Linked DNA regions of Homo sapiens: region 2 is linked to region 1. A link is an interaction called in ENCODE POLR2A ChIA-PET data of the cell type or tissue named here. Cell type or tissue: A673. All regions are shown on one strand.

Region 1 (8,000 bases):
TCTTGGCTTTATCTTGGTATTAGTTTCCACAACAAATTACTACAAACTAGGTGGGTTAAAACAACAAATATTTGGCCGGGTGTGGTGGCTCACGCCTGTAATCCCAGCATTTTGGGAGGCCGAGGCGGGCGGATCACGAGGTCAGGAGATCGAGACCATGCTGGCTAACACGGTGAAACCCCGTCTCTACTAAAAATACAAAAAATTAGCCGGGCGTGGTGGTGGGTGCCTGTAATCCCAGCTACTTGGGAGGCTGAGGCAGGAGAATGGCGTGAACCGGGGAAGCGGAGCTTACAGTGAGCTGAGATCACGCCACTGCACTCCAGCCTGGGCGACAGAGTGAGATTCCATCTCAAAAAAAAAAAAAAAAAATTTATTCTGTCACAGTTCGGGAGACATAAATACAAATTTGAGATGTTGGCAGGGTGGCAGTCCTTCCAAAGGCTCTAGGGAAGAGTCCTGCCTTGTCTCTTTCAGATTCTGGTGACTGGGCCACAACCCTCTTGGCTTGTGGCTGCAGAACTCTAGTCTCTGCCTCCGTCTTCACATGGCCTTCCCACCTCTCTGAGTGTCTTAGAAAGACACCTGTCATTGGATTTAGGGCCCCCTGGGTGATCCAGGATTATTTCATCTTGAGATCCTTAACTTAATTATGTCTGCAAAGACCCTTTTTTGAAATAAGGTCTCATTCATAGGCTGTGAGGGTCAGAATGTGATGTGGACATGTCTTAGGAGGGGCACCATTCTTCAACCCACCATAGTAGTTTTTATCAAGTTTGGAAAAATTTTGGACGTTCTTTCTTTCTTTTATTATTTATTTACTTATTTTGAAATGGAGTCTCCCTCTGTCGCCCAAGCTGGAGTGCAGTGACACGATCTCGGCTCATTGCAACCTCCCCTTCCCGGGTTCAAGCGATTCTCCTGCCTCAGCCCCCAAGTAGCTGGGACTACAGGTGCCCACCACCACGCCTGGCTAATTTTTGTATTTTTAGTAAAAATGGGGTTTCACCATATTGGCCAGGCTGGTCTCAAACTCCTGATGTTGTGATCCACCCGCCTTGGCCTCCCAAAGTACTGGGATTACAGGCGTGAGCCACCGCACCCGGCCTATTTCTCTAAATTTGTCTTATTTGTCCTACTTCTTTATTCTGTCCTTTGGGATTCCAATAGATATATGTTACAATGCTTGATAATGTCTTACAGATTATGAGGCTCCATAGAGACAGGGTCTTGCTCTGTTGCCCAGGCTGGAGTGCAGTGGCGTGATCATAGCTCACTGCAGCCTCGAACTCCTGGGCTCAAGGGATCCTCCTGCCTCAGCTTCAGAGGAGCTGGGACTACAGCTGCTTGCCACCATGCCCAGCTAATGTAAAAGTTGTTTTGTTTTGTTTTGTTTTGTTTGTAGAGACAGAGTCTTGCTGTATTGCCTGGGCTGGTCTTAAACTCCTGAACTCAAGCCAACCTCCCGCCTTGGCCTCCAAAAGTGCTGGGACTATAGAAGCCCAGCCAACTTTATTTTTCAGTACTGTTTTTCTCCTCTGTGCTTCAGTTTGGAAAGTTCTATTGCTGTCTTCAAATTCACTGATTTTTAAATTGTGCAGTGTCTAATCTGCTGTTATTTCCATTCAGTGAATTTTTCATTTCAGTTACTGTACTTACTATCTTTAGATGGTCCACTGGGTTCTTTTTTATACCTCTCATTCCTCTCCTCATGAACATCTTTTTCATGTTTTTCTTTAAACTCTTGAGTATATTGAGCCATCTATCATCTTTATCATTTCTGAGTTTTGTTTCTATGAAATTATTTTTCTCCTGATTATAGGTTATATTTTCTTTCTTTTTTTTTTTTTTTTGAGATGGAGTCTCTCTCTCTGTTGCCCAGGCTGGAGTGCAGGGGCGCCATCTCGGCTCACTGCAAGCTCGATCTCCTGACCTCGTGATCCACCCGCCTCAGCCTCCCAAAATGCTGGGATTACAGGCTCACGTGAGCCACCGCACCCTGCCTATAAGTTTTATTTTCCTACTTTTTGGCATATCTAGTAATTTTTAACTGAATTTTGGACATTGTAAATATGATGTTAAGCATCTGGATTTGTTATTGTTCTTTAAAGAGTGTTGGGCTTTGTTCAGGCAGACTAGGTAAATTACTTGCAAATCAGTTTGACCTTTTTGAGGCTTTTTTTTTTGAGACAGAGTCTTGCTCTGTCACCCAGGCTTGAGTGCAGTGGGGCAATCTCAGCTCATTGCAGCCTCAACCTCCTGGGCTTAAGGGATCCTCCTGCCTCAGTCACTGAGTAGCTGAGGCTACAGGCACATGCTACCATACCTGGCTAATTTTTTGTATTTTTTGTAGACATGGGGTTTTGGTATGTTGCCCAGGCTGGTCTTGAACTCCTAGGCTCAAGTGATCTGCCTGCCTCAGCCTCCCAAAGTGCTGGGATTAGAGGTGTGAGCCACCGTGCCTGGCCTTTGATGCTAATTTTTCTTTTTCTTTTTCTTTTCTTTTCTTTTTTTTTTTTGAGATGGAGTCTTGCTCTGTCACCCAGGCCAGAGTGTAGTGGTGCAGTCTTGGCTCACTGCAACCTCCGCCTCCTGGGTTCAAGTGATTCTTGTGCCTCAGCCTCCTGAGTAGCTGGGATTACAGGCACCCATCACCAAGCCCGGCTAATTTTTTGTATTTTTAGTAGAGATGTGGTTTCGCCATTTTGGCCAGGCTGGTCTTGAACTCCTGACCTCAGGTGATCTGCCCGCCTCCGCCTCCCAAAGTGCTGGGATTACAGGCATGAGCCACTGCACCCGGCCTGAGGCTAATTTTTAATCTGTTAGGGTGGGTCTAGGTGAGCCTTTTCTCTAGGGATAGTTTAGCTCTACTGCTAAGGCATAACCCTTCTGAGGTCTGATTAAATATGCATCTCCACTCTAGGAGGCTGGAGCTTGATTATCTCCTTGCTTTTGGTGAGCTCTGAGAATTTACCATTTTATTGCTCCTTTTTGTGTGGTCTTACTGAGTTTCACTATACACATGTGAAGTTTAGTATTCAGGAAGACTTGAAGAGACCCCTATGCAGATTTCTGGAGTTTTTTGAGTAGTTTACTCTTTTCCAGAACTGTGCTCTGCTGCAACCTTTAATACCTTGGCTTCCCTGAATCCTGTCTCCATCTTCTCAACTCAGGAAGAGCACCATGCTCTGCTCGGGCTTCCCCTCCTTGAATTACAGTCTGGAATGTTCCTCCAGGCAGAAATCCAGGGATGTTACAGAGCTCACCTTGTTCATTTTCCTTACTTCAGGGATCACAGTTCTGGACTTCTAAAAACAGCTATTTCTCTTTACATATATTTTCTATATAGAGAAATATATATATATACACACACAAACACACACACACACACACATACACACACACATATATATATACACACACACGCATATGTATATATATATTTGAGACAGCGTCTCACTCTGTTGCCCAGCCTGGAGTGCAGAGGTGTGATGATACCTCACTGCAGCCTCAACCTCCCAGGCTTAAGCGATCCTCCCACCTCAGCCTCTGAGTAGCTGGGACTACAGGCACAGGCCATCATACCCGGCTAATTCTTTTGTATTTTTTGTAGAGATGGGGTTTTGCCATATTGCCCAGGCTGATCTCTAACTCCTGGGCTCAAGCAATCCGCCAACCTTTGCCTCCCAAATTGCTGGGATTACAGGGGTGAGCCTCTGTGCCCAGCCTTCATATATTTTGCAGCAATAATTTTCTCATTGTTTATGGTGGCAGAGTAATTTCATTTATTATGGTAGGAGTAGAAGCCTTTTTACTGGCGTTTTAATCAAGTTCAGAGAAGAGGAGGGAGTTACATGCATGTGGTCAGTTCACTGTTCCTTTTTTTTTTGAGACGGAGTTTTGCTCTTGTCGCCCAGGCTGGAGTGCAGTGGCATGATCTCGGCTCACTGCAACCTCCGCCTCCCGGGTTCAAGCGGTTCTCTTGCCTCAGCCTCCTGATTAGCTGGGATTACAGGCATGGGCCACCACGCCTGGCTAATTTTGTATTTTTAGTAGAGATGGGGTTTCTCCATGTTGTCAGGCTGGTCTCGAACTCCCAACCTCAGGTGATCTACCCGCCTCGGCCTCCCAAAGTGCTGGGATTACAGGCGTGAGCTACCGCGCCTGGCCTGTCAGTTCACTGTTCTTAACCAGAAGTCCTAGACTCTCGAAATATATTTAAATACTTATGCTTAAGACCGGGCGTGGTGGCTCACGCCTGTAATCCCAACACTTTGGGAGGCCAAGGCAGGCGAATCACTTGAGGTCAGGAGTTAGAGACCAGCCTGGGCAACATATCAAAACCCCGTCTCTACTAAAATACAAAAATTAGCCTGGCATAGTGGTGCTCGCCTGTAATCCCAGCTACTCAGAAGGCTGAGGCACAAGAATCGCTTGAACCTGGGAGGCGGAAGTTGCAATGAGCCAAGATGGCACCACTGCACTCTAGCCTGGGTGACACAGTGAGACTCTGTCTCAAAAAACAAACAAACAAACAAACAAACAAAACTTACGTTTAACAAACATGCTTTCTAAGCCAGGTGCAGGGGCTTGTAATCCCAGCTGCTTGGGAGGCTGAAACAGGAGGATTGCTCAAGCCTAGGAGTTTGAGACCAGCCTGGGTGACATAGTGAGACCCTGTCTCAAGTAAAAAAAAAAAAAAAAAAAAAAAAAAAAAAAATCTTTTGTCTGGGCACTGCGGCTCACACCTGTAATCCCAGCACTTTGGGAGCCCGAGCCAGGTGGATCACCTGAGGTCAGGAGTTCAAGACTAGCCTGGCCAACATGGTGAAAACCCATCTCTACTAAAAATACAAAAAATTAGCCAGACGTGTTGGCGAATGTCTGTAATCCCAGCTACTTGGGAGGCTGAGGCAGGAGAATCGCTTGAACCTGGGAGACGGAGGTTACAGCGAGCTGATATCACGTCATTGTACTCCAGCCTAGCCAACAGAGTGAGACTCCGTCCCCCCAAAAAAAACACAAAAAAAAACCCCAAAAAAAGCTTTTATCACTTTTATCACACAACAGAAATCTCATGCAATGTAATCATGTTATTCACAAAATTATAGGATTTGTACAAATTTTAATGCATAGTGTCCCACAAGCACAGGACATGGTTGTGAAATTGTATTAATACCATGAACTTGTTATTTCATTCCTGTCTGTGTATTACTGTAACCGTTTGTTAAACCTCACTCAGTGATAATGTCAGTGATCTAAATTGGTAGCTCTTCCTGAAGGTGGCCTGGGACCCTTAGGGTAGGTCTGGTCCCAGGTGAGCTCCTTGGCCAACAGCCTCTTTGCCACCCCACTTCAGTCCCAGGCTTATTCTTGGCAGGCAGGCCACTGGGCCCTGGAGGAGAGGACCCAGCCAGGGGCCCTTGGTGGACAGGAAGGGAGGAAGCCCTCCCTCTTCCAGAGTTACTTTCTGTCCTGTCTTCTAAGCCCCTTTCCATCCACGTGTCTGTCTTTCCGTTGCTCATAGTGTCTGTCTTTCCGTTGCCCATAGTGTCTGTCTTTCCGTTGCCTTGTGAGGTTGGTGAGGCAGAGCAGCCCCAGCAGGGGGTGGGGGTTGCTGCCTGCTCCAGGGCTGTCTGGCTCCGGAGGGCTGCCTCCGACGTGACTGGGGCTTTATCTTCCACTCCTCCTCCTCCTCCAGGTGGACATCGAGCAGCTGGATCCCCGCGGCCGGACTCCCCTGCACCTGGCCACCACGCTGGGGCACCTTGAGTGTGCCCGTGTGCTCCTGGCGCACGGCGCAGACGTGGGCAGGGAGAATCGCAGCGGCTGGACAGGTGGGCAGCCCTGCTCACCCCAGCCCCACAGCCGGGGCCTCCCCAGCATCATAGACCTATGGTTGGCTGAAGGGTCCTGCCCTGTGACCTTGCCTCGCCCTCCCCCAGTGCTCCAGGAGGCTGTGAGTACCCGGGACCTGGAGCTGGTGCAGCTGGTGCTTCGGTACCGGGACTACCAGCGGGTGGTGAAGCGGCTGGCGGGCATCCCCGTGCTCCTGGAGAAGCTGCGCAAGGTGAGGCCCAGCCTCTCAGCCTCCACGGGAGCCCTTGAGCCCTTCTCCAGTGCAGACTTAGCCTCTCTCCCCTTCGTCCTCCAGGCCCAGGACTTCTACGTGGAGATGAAATGGGAGTTCACTAGCTGGGGTAAGCGGGCTGCAGCAGGTCGCTTCTGGGCTCTCCCACTTTAGGTCCTGCGCTTGCTCCCCTGCCTGGAATGTGTTCTCATAGTTCTTCCGGCGGTTCCCTCTATGCCTTAGCTCAGCTCAGGGCCACCGCCTCAGCTAGGCCTTTCCAGATTGCCCCAGATACTGTCTTGACTCCATTATTATTCTCTTCACTCTGTCATGATTTGCTTACTGTATTCATGACCTGCCGCTCCTTGTTAGAAGGTAAGCTCTGAGAGGGCAGGAGTCCTGTCTTTTTCACTGTTGTATTCCCAGTGGCTGGAACACTCAGTAGGTGTTTCATAAATATTTGTTGAAAGAATGGATGAAAGAGTGAGTGAGTGAATTAACAAATGATGGACACTAGGGACTTAGTGGTGACAGAAACATGCCCGTCCCGACCTCAGGTTGCTCTTCTGTGTGAGTATGGTCTACACTGGCCAGGGAGGGGGTTTTGGAGGAGAGGCTGCTCTCTCTTCAGTTCCCTCCCCTGTTCCTGGCCACACGGATCCCAAACCCCATGCCCTGAGCTGGTCCAGGCCGTGTAGGCCAGACCAGTCAAAGCCACCTCCAACCTCCGCTTCCACCAGTGCCCCTGGTGTCCAAGATCTGCCCTAGTGACACCTACAAAGTGTGGAAGAGCGGCCAGAACCTGAGGGTAGACACCACACTCCTGGGCTTTGACCACATGACCTGGCAGCGAGGGAACCGCAGCTTTGTCTTCAGGGGCCAAGGTCAGGCAGGCAGGAAGTGGGGCAGGGTGGGGACGATGGGAGGCAGCCCCAGGCCACCCCTGATCCCCCTGTGCTGTTCCGTGTCTGGCAGACACAAGCGCCGTGGTCATGGAGATTGACCACGACCGCCGGGTGGTGTACACAGAGACTCTGGCACTGGCTGGGCAGGACCGGGAGCTGCTGCTGGCTGCTGCTCAGCCCACTGAGGAACAGGTGCTGAGCCGGCTTACCGCGCCCGTCGTCACCACTCAGCTTGACACCAAGAATATCTCCTTTGAGAGGTGGGTGGACATGGCCTTGGTCACCCTTGAGCCAGCCCGGTGGGGTGCCTGCCTCACCTGGACCACTCTGCTTCCCCAGGAACAAGACTGGCATCCTGGGCTGGCGCAGTGAAAAGACGGAGATGGTGAATGGGTATGAAGCTAAGGTGAGGCTGCAGCTCCCAGCTGCCAGCCCAGCTGCACTCTTGCCTACAGCAAGCTGTACAGGGGATTCTGACCTCCCTTCCCCAGCCCTGGAGGTACAGAAGCAATGCAGCGTGGTCAAGCACTTATATTTGGGTTCAAGGCACTTCTCTGGTGTTTTATATGGATGTATGGATGTATACACAGGGCACGTGCACACGCACACACACACACACATTTATTCCTCACAGCAACCCTTTCTGGTAGGTGCTGTTCTGTTAGTATTCCCATTTTACGCATGTTTATTGAGTCCTTTCCTTGGCATCCCATTTACTCTTCACAACAACCCCAGGAAGTAGGGATGATCGGTCCATTTTATGATGAGGAAATAGAGGCTTAGAGTGGTTCTGTGACCTGTACAAGGTCACACAGCTGTTAAGTGGCAGAGTTGGGGTTCAGATCCTGGCTGGCCTGACCCTAGAGCCAGGCCTTTATCCCTAAAAATGACTGCCTGGCTGGGCATGGTGGCTCATGCCTGTAATCCCAGCGCTTTGGGAGGCCGAGGTGAGCGGATCACCTGAGGTCAGTTCGAGACCAGCCTGGCTAACATGGTGAAACCCCGTCTCTACTAACAATACAAAA
Region 2 (8,000 bases), 91 kb before region 1:
TTAAATGATGACATTGATTATAATCAGTTACCCTTAACTGAGTCATTTAGTTGAGTAGGATTTAAAATGAATCATTTCCTGAAAATATACTTTTTTTATGTTTTTATTTTATATTTATTTATTTATTTTTGAGACAAAGAGTCTCGCTCTGTCACCCAGGCTCGAGTGCAGTGGCGCGCTCTCGGCTCACTTCAAGCTCTGCCTACTGGGTTCACACCATTCTCCTGCCTCAGCCTCCCTAGTAGCTGGGACTACAGGCGCCCACCACCACACCCGGCAAACATTTGGTATTTTTTTTAGTAGAGACGGGGTTTCACCATGTTAGCCAGGATGGTCTCGATCTCCTGACCTTGTGATCCGCCTGCCTCGGCCTCCCAAAGTGCTAGGATTACAGGCATGAGCCATCGTGCCTGGCCTTATGTTTTTATTTTTTGTGTGTATTTTTTGAGACAGTCTTATTCTGTTCCACGGGCTGGAGTGCAGTGGCACAATCATAGCTCACTGCAGCTTCGACCTCCCGTGCTCAAGCAATCCTGCTTTAGCCTTCCAAGTAGCTGGGAACACAAGCACACACCACCACTCCTGGCTGATTTTTAAATTTATTTTTTGTAGAGACAGGGTCTTGCCATGTTGCCTAGTCTGGTCTCAAACTCCTGGGCTCAAGCAGTCCGCCTACCTCGGCTTCCCAAAGTGCTGGGATTATAGGCATAAGCCACCGCACCTGATCACATTTATTACTTTAAAAGTAAACAATAATGTCTTACTTTTGGATCAGAAGATTATAATAATTTGTTTTTATGCCAATTTAAATGTAGAATAAGGGAGATATTTGCTTATCAGGTTTTTTTTAAGTAGAATATGCTGATTATTTCTTTGTGGCTACAGGGTTTCATATTTGTTTGCCCTTTCTTGTGCTGCCCGGCCTCCCCCCTACCCCCCGCTTTTTTTTTGAGACGGAAGTCTCACTCTGTCATACAGGCTGGAGTGCAGTGGTGTGATCTTGGCTCACTGCAGCCTCCCCTCCCCCCAGGTTGAAAGGATTCTCCTGCCTCAACCCCCCCGAGTAGCTGGGATTACAGGTGTGTGCCACCATGCCTGGCTAATTTGTATATATTTTTTTAGTAGAGACGGGGTTTCACCATGTTAGCCAGGCTGGTTTCAAACTCCTGACCTCAGACAATCTACCCACCTCGGCCCCCCAAAGTGCTGGGATTACAAGAGTTAGCCACCACTCCCGGCTCTTGTGCTGCTTTTTGTTTGTTTGGTTTGGTTTGGTTTGAGATGGAGTCTCACTCTGTTGCCCAGGCTGGGGTGCAGTGGCATGATCTCGGCTCACTGCAACCTTTGCCGCCTGGGTTCAAGTGATTCTCCTGCCTCAGCCTCTTGAGTAGCCGGCATTACAGGCGACTGCCACCACGCCTGGCTGATTTTTGTATTTTTAGTAGAGATGAGGGTTTCACCATCTTGGCCAGGCTGGTCTTGAGCTCCTGACCTTGTGATCCACCCGCCTCAGCCTCCCAAAGTGCTGGGACTACAGGTGTGAGCCACAACATCCAGCTGACAACTTTTTTTTTTTTTTTGGAGACAGAGTCTTGCTCTGTCACCCAGGCTGGAGTGCAGTGGCGCGATCTCGGCTCACTGCAAGCTCTGCCTCCCAGGTTCACACCATTCTCCTGCCTCCGGCTCCCGAGTAGCTGGGACTACAGGGACCCACCACCACGCCCGGCTAATTTTTTGTATTTTTGGTAGAGACTGGATTTCACCATGTTAGCCAGGATGGTCTCAATCTCCTGACCTCATGATCTGCTCGCCTTGGCCTCCCAAAGTGCTGGGATTACAGGCGTGAGCCACCATGCCTGGCCCGACAACTTCTTAAAGAGGATCATTATTCAAGATAGTCACTAGGACAGAAAAATGATATGTCTTTTAATTTACCCACCCCCCCCCCCGTCTTATAGGATGATTGAAATTTTTAGTTCATATAATTAATTAGCATACTGTGATACATCGATTGATTTTGATAAAATAAGTATAATCAATTTGATATTAATGATTTTTGTATGTGTAGGAATTTGCCTTATAATCAGATATGTATGTCTTGTTGTGTACCTATTGGTGGCACAAAGACTTGCTCTATACCTTGCCACGTGAGCTTCACTGACAAGATTTTTACAACTCTAAATGGTATAATTTGCAGTATACTCCCATGACTATAATTCGAAAGCCAAACTCTACTGGAAGTTTGAGTTTGAAACAATAGTAAATAGAGTTTCCAACTATAAATAAATCTCCAACAAAATGCAGTTGTTTTGTTTTCCAGTGAAATCAGACTTTAGCTTTATGGATTAGTTTGTTTAGATAATCCTTTAGGCATATACCATATAGTCAAACAAATAAATGCATTTTCTTTTAGAAGCTAAGTTGTTGTGTATGTATTTGTGTTCATTTAGAATAATGATTCTCAGTAGAGAGGAAGGGACATATCAGAGTCTTGGAGGGGAGAGTTCCCTGGCAGAAGATTTTGAAAAAGATACCCAGGTATGGCCAGGCGCGGTGGCTCACCCCTGTAATCCCAGCACTTTGGGAGGCCGAGGCGGGCAAATCACAAGGTCAGGAGTTTGAGACTAGCCTGCCCAATATGGTGAAACACTGTCTCTACTAAAAATACAAAAAAATTAGCCGGGCGTGGTGGCACATACTTATAATCCCAGCTACTCAGGAGGCTGAGGCAGGAGAATTGCTTGAACCCGGGAGGCAGAGGTTGCAGTGAGCCGAGATCGTGCCACTGCACTCCAGCCTGGGTGACAGAGTGAGACTCCATCTCAAAAAATAAATTAAAAAAAATAAAAAATAAAAAAATTAGCCAAGCATGGTGGCACACAACTGTCATCCCAGCTACACAAGAGGGTGAGGCAGGAGAATCCCTGTAACTTGGAAGGTGGAGGTTGCAGTGAGCTGGGCCACTGCACTGCAGCCTGAGCGACAGAGCTAGACTCTGCCTCGAAAAAGAAAAAGATAACCAGGTATATAGTCTACTTGTGTGCCCATGTTATTCCTTTCTCTTCCCATAGCGTGCATACACATAAACTCTTAAGTAATAATTTATGTGCTTTTTATTTTTATGTGTTTGAATATTTTATTAACTAAAGGGAAAGACCATGAATGAGGTCTAGTAGTCTCTGAAAAATGATCCTATACTAAGAAAAATGAGCTATTTATATTCTAAACAATGTTGATGGTGTTTTGTTTTGCTTTTTTTGAGACAGGGTTTCGCTCTGTCACCCATGCTGGAGTGCAGTGGCACAATACTGCTCACTGCAGCCTTTACCTCCCAGGCTGAAGCAGTTTTCCTACCTCACCCTCCCAAGTAGTTGGGACCACAGACGCATACCACCATGCCCAGCTAATTTTATAATTTATTTTTTGTAGAAACAGTGTTGCCATATTCTCCAAACTGGTCTCAAACTCCTGGGCTCAAGCAATCCTCCGGCCTTGGCGTCCCAAAATGCTGGGATTACAGATGGATGTGAGCCACCATTCCTGGCCACAGAATGCTAATACTAGTATATTTTTTACCAAAAGAGTATCAAGGCCAGAGTGGTGGGTGGCACATGCTTATAACAGCACTTTGGGAGGCTGAGGTGGGAGGATCGCTTGAGCCCAGGAGTTCAAGACCAGCCTGGGCAACATGTTGAGACCCTGTGTCTAGCAAAAAAAAAAAAAAAAATCATTAGCCAGGCATGGTGGGACACACCTGTGGTCCTAGCTACTCAGTAGTCTTAGGTGGGAAGATCACTGGAACCTGGGAGGTCCATGCTGCAGGGAGCTGAATTCGTGCCAGTGCATTCCAGCCTGGGTCACAGAGTGAAATTCGATCTAAAAAAAAAAAAAAAAAAAAAAAAATTCTAGTTTGCTCCATTGAGTATATTGCCAGTTTTTTCACATTGCTCAATATAAATGCATTCTTATTGAGATAGTTTATGAGCTGGTATGTAAAACAATGTGGAAAATCATTAATTTTGATTTGTTCAGTGGTTATTAATGCTGAAAATTAAATACCATTCATAAAGTATGTCTCTATTCTCCCATGGTTTTGTTTATTTTCCATTTAATTTCCAGTTTTCTTATGCTGAGTCCTTCCATAATTTTGCCAAAAACTTAGCATCAAGGATGTCAAAAACCAAGAAGCGAGATGTTTAACTGTATTTTTGTCCTAGTTCACTCGTGATTTTTACCTGAAAGTACTATCTTCTGTCTCTTCTTGGGAAGGTTTTAAAGAAGGATGTGTTTTACTTTATTAACCAATCATTGTGTACTTCGAAGTTAGGAACCATCAGAAACGTAGCTGTGCAGAGACAAAAGATACACATGTTTTCTGGTGTACATATCTCTCTTTCCTTTCCGATTGAGTGGGTAACTCAAGAAAGATCTAAAGGCCGGGTGCAGTGGCTCACACGTGTAATCCCAGTACTTTGGGAGGCTGAGGCGGGTGGATCACAGGGTCAGGAGATCGAGACCATACTGGCTAACATGGTGAAATCTCGTCTCTACTAAAAATACAAAAAATTAGCTGGGCATGCTGGCAGATGCCTGTAATCCCAGCTACTCAGGAGGCTGAGGCAGGAAAAATCACTGGAACCCAGGAGGTGGAGGTTGCAGTGAGCCGAGATCGCGCCACTGCACTCCAGCCTGGGCGACAGAGCAAGACTCTGTCTCAAAAAAAAAGAAAGATGTAAATACCACTTGCCTTCTAGAGGGCATTGCCCTGCCTGAGCATTAGAGAAAAAACACAATTAAGAACTTTTATTTGTTTATTTTAATTTTTATGTATGTATTTATTTATTTATTTATTTTGAGACGGAGTTTTGCTCTTGTTGCCCAGGCTGGAGTGCAATGGTGCGATCTCGGCTCACTGCACTGCAACCTCCGCCTCCCAGGTTCAAGTGATTCTCCTGCCTCAGCCTCCCGAGTAGCTGGGATTGCAAGCCTGCACCACCATGCCTGGCTAATTTTGTATTTTTAGTAGAGATAGGGTTTCTCTATGTTGGTCAAGCTGGTCTTGCGCTCCCAACCTCAGGTGATCTGCCCACCTCTGCCTCCCAAAGTGCTGGGATTACAGGCGTGAGCCACCGCGCCCAGCCAAGAACTTTTATTTAAAATTTACTGATGCAAAATGATAATATTCACGTAGGTAATTTTTATGGGGTTTTCGTTGTGTTGTTTTTGTTTTTCTGAGACTGGGTTTCACTCTGTCACGCAGGCTGGAGTGCAGTGGCACAATCTTGGCTCACTGCAACCTCTGCCTCCCAGGTTCAAGCAACGCTCCTGCCTCAGCCTCCCAAGTAGCTGAGACTCCAGACACGTGCCACCACACCTGGCTAATTTTTTTTTTTTTTTTTTGAGACTGAGTTTCGCTCTTCTTGCCCAGGCTGGAGTGCAGTGATGCCATCTCAGCTTACTGCAACCTCCACCTCCTGGGTTCAAGCGATTCTCTGCCTCACCCTCCCAAGTAGCTGACATTACAGGTGTGCACCACCATGTCTGGCTAATTTTGTATTTTTGGTAGAGGCCGGGTTTCTCCATGTTGGTCACGCTGGTCTCGAACTCCCAACCTCAGGTGATCTGCCTGCCTCAGCCTCCCAAAGTGCTGAGATTATAGGTGTAAGCCATTGCACCCGACCCCTGTTTTTTTTGTTGTTGTTGTTGTTGGTTTTTTTGTTTTGTTTTGTTTTTGAGACGGAGTTTCACCAAAGAGTGCAGTGGTGTGATCTTGACTCACTGCAACCCCTGCCTCCTGGGCTCAAGCAATTCTCCTGCCTCAGCCTGCTGAGTAGCTGGGAGTACAGGCCCATGCCACTGTACCCAGCTAATTTTTTTTTTTTTTTGAGACAGAGTCTCGCTCTGTCACCCAGGCTGCAGTGCAGTGGCGAGATCTCAGCTCACTGCAAGCTCCGCCTCCCAGGTTCACACCATTCTCCTGCCTCAGCCTCCCAAGTAGCTGGGACTACGGGCACCCGCCACCATGCCCGGCTAATTTTTTTTGTATTTTTAGTAGAGACAGGGTTTCACCGTGTTAGCCAGGATGGTCTCGATCTCCTGACCTCATGATCTGCCCGCCTCAGCCTCCAAAAGTACTGGAATTACAGGTGTCAGCCACCACGCCCAGCCTAATTTTGTATTTTAGTAGAGACAGTTTCGCCATGTTGGCCAGGCTAGTCTCAAACTCCTGACCTCAGGTGATCTGCCCACCTCGGCCTCCCAGAGTGCTGGGATTACAGGCGTGAGCCACCGTGCCAGGCCTATTTTTACCTGAGTTGTTTTTTATGTTGCCAGGAGCTAAATGAAAACCAGAGTACCCCCAAAAAAGAAAAACAGGAGTGGCTTTCAAAGCAGAAGGAGAATATACAGCATTTCCAAGCAGAAGAAGAAGCTAACCTTCTTCGACGTCAAAGACAATACCTAGAGCTGGAATGCCGTCGCTTCAAGAGAAGAATGTTACTTGGGCGTCATAACTTAGAGCAGGACCTTGTCAGGGAGGTAAGTTTGAGTGATGAGAAATTTTAAATCCTTTATCAAAAGAATCTTTCCTGAAAATATTCCAATTCCATTCTAGTCTCAGGGACTTTGCACTTATACTTGCCTCTGTCTGAATCATTCTTCCCCAGATATTCACATGGATTGTTTGCTCCCTGTATATCTTTACTCAGATGTCATTTCCTCAAAATCTCTTTCTTAACCACCAAAATTTTTTTTTTCAAGACAGTCTCTCCATGTCGCCAAGTATGGAGTGCAGTGGCTCCATCTTGGCTCAGTGCAACCTCCACCTCCTGGGTGCAAGTGATTTTCGTGCCTCAGCCTCCCAAATAGCTAGGATTACAGGTGTGCACCACCACACCCAACTAATTTTTGTATTTTTAGTAGACATGGGCTTTCGCCATGTTGGCCAGGCTGTTCTTGAACTCCTGGCCTCATGCGGTCTGCCCGTCTCAGCCTCCCAAAGTGCTAGGATTACAAGCATGAGCTACCATGCCTGGACTGCACCACCACATTCTTCTGCTTTCTTTAAATATTATTCTTTGCAGCCAGGTATGGTAACTGTAATCCGAACACTTTGGGAGGCCAAGGCAGGCAGATCACTTGATCCTAGGAGTTTGAGACCAGACAGGGCAACATGACAAATCCCTGTCTCTACAAAAAATATATGTATACAAAAAAATTAGCTGGGTGTTGTGGTGTGCACCTGTAGTGCCAGCTACCTGGGAGGCTGAAGCATGAATATTGCCTGAGCCCAGGAGGTTGAGGTTGCAGTGAGCCATGATCATGCCACTGCACTCCAGCCTGAGCTACAGAGCAAGACCCTGTCTCAAACAGACAGACAACTAACTAAATACATATGGTCTTCTTTGCACTCTCTTTCTCACATGAACATGTGTGTGTTCACAAAACCATGTGTTTCTGTAGGGTAGGGAGGTTGTTCCTGACTCCCTCACTACAATGGAAGTTTTATGAAATCACGGAATTGATGCAATTTTTTATATCTCCAGTTTCTGACTCACAGTAGGCATTCAATAAATATTAACCAATCCACAAATGAAAAATTTAAAATGTTGATTTTTATTTTTTATTTTTACTTTATCTATTTATTTATTTATTTATTTATTTATTTTGAAACAGAGTCTCGCTCTTTCACCCAGGCTGAAGTACAGTGGCAATCTCGGCTCATTGCAACCTCCGCCTCCCAGGTTCAAGCAATTCTCCTGCCTCAGCCTCTCAAGTAACTGGGACTACAGGCGTGCATCACCACACCCAGCTAATTTTTGTATTTTTAGTAGAGACGGGGTTTTGCCATGTTGGCCTGGCTAGTCTCCAATTCCCAACCTCAGGTGATCCACCCACCTCGGCCTCCCAAAGTGCTGGGATTACAGGTGTGAGCCACAGTGGCCAGCCTTGATTTTTACATATGAGGAAATTCACTGGGCAGTTTTTGCCTCTGACCTGAA

The links. Peaks named below come from ENCODE experiments on the same cell type or tissue, not always from the same donor. Only the 100,000 strongest peaks of a DNase experiment are listed, where the experiment ranks them.
Region 2: POLR2A ChIA-PET joins it to region 1 with 9 read pairs; 5 of 35 experiments call an interaction of 5 or more read pairs at or near these places.

Annotation. Positions count from the first base shown.
Region 1 is chr17:29,602,041-29,610,040 of GRCh38, forward strand. It overlaps ANKRD13B (ankyrin repeat domain 13B), which reads left to right. Exons shown (of 15, transcript NM_152345.5): 2 at 5,702-5,837; 3 at 5,946-6,070; 4 at 6,155-6,200; 5 at 6,811-6,954; 6 at 7,046-7,235; 7 at 7,315-7,381. Among named protein-coding and RNA genes, the nearest start is that of ANKRD13B, 13 kb to the left of the region's middle. In A673, no CTCF peak of the experiment used is centred here; no DNase peak of the experiment used is centred here; H3K27ac peaks cover 427 bases.
Region 2 is chr17:29,511,120-29,519,119 of GRCh38, forward strand. It overlaps TAOK1 (TAO kinase 1), which reads left to right. Exons shown (of 20, transcript NM_020791.4): 16 at 6,334-6,537. Among named protein-coding and RNA genes, the nearest start is that of ABHD15, 52 kb to the right of the region's middle. In A673, no CTCF peak of the experiment used is centred here; no DNase peak of the experiment used is centred here.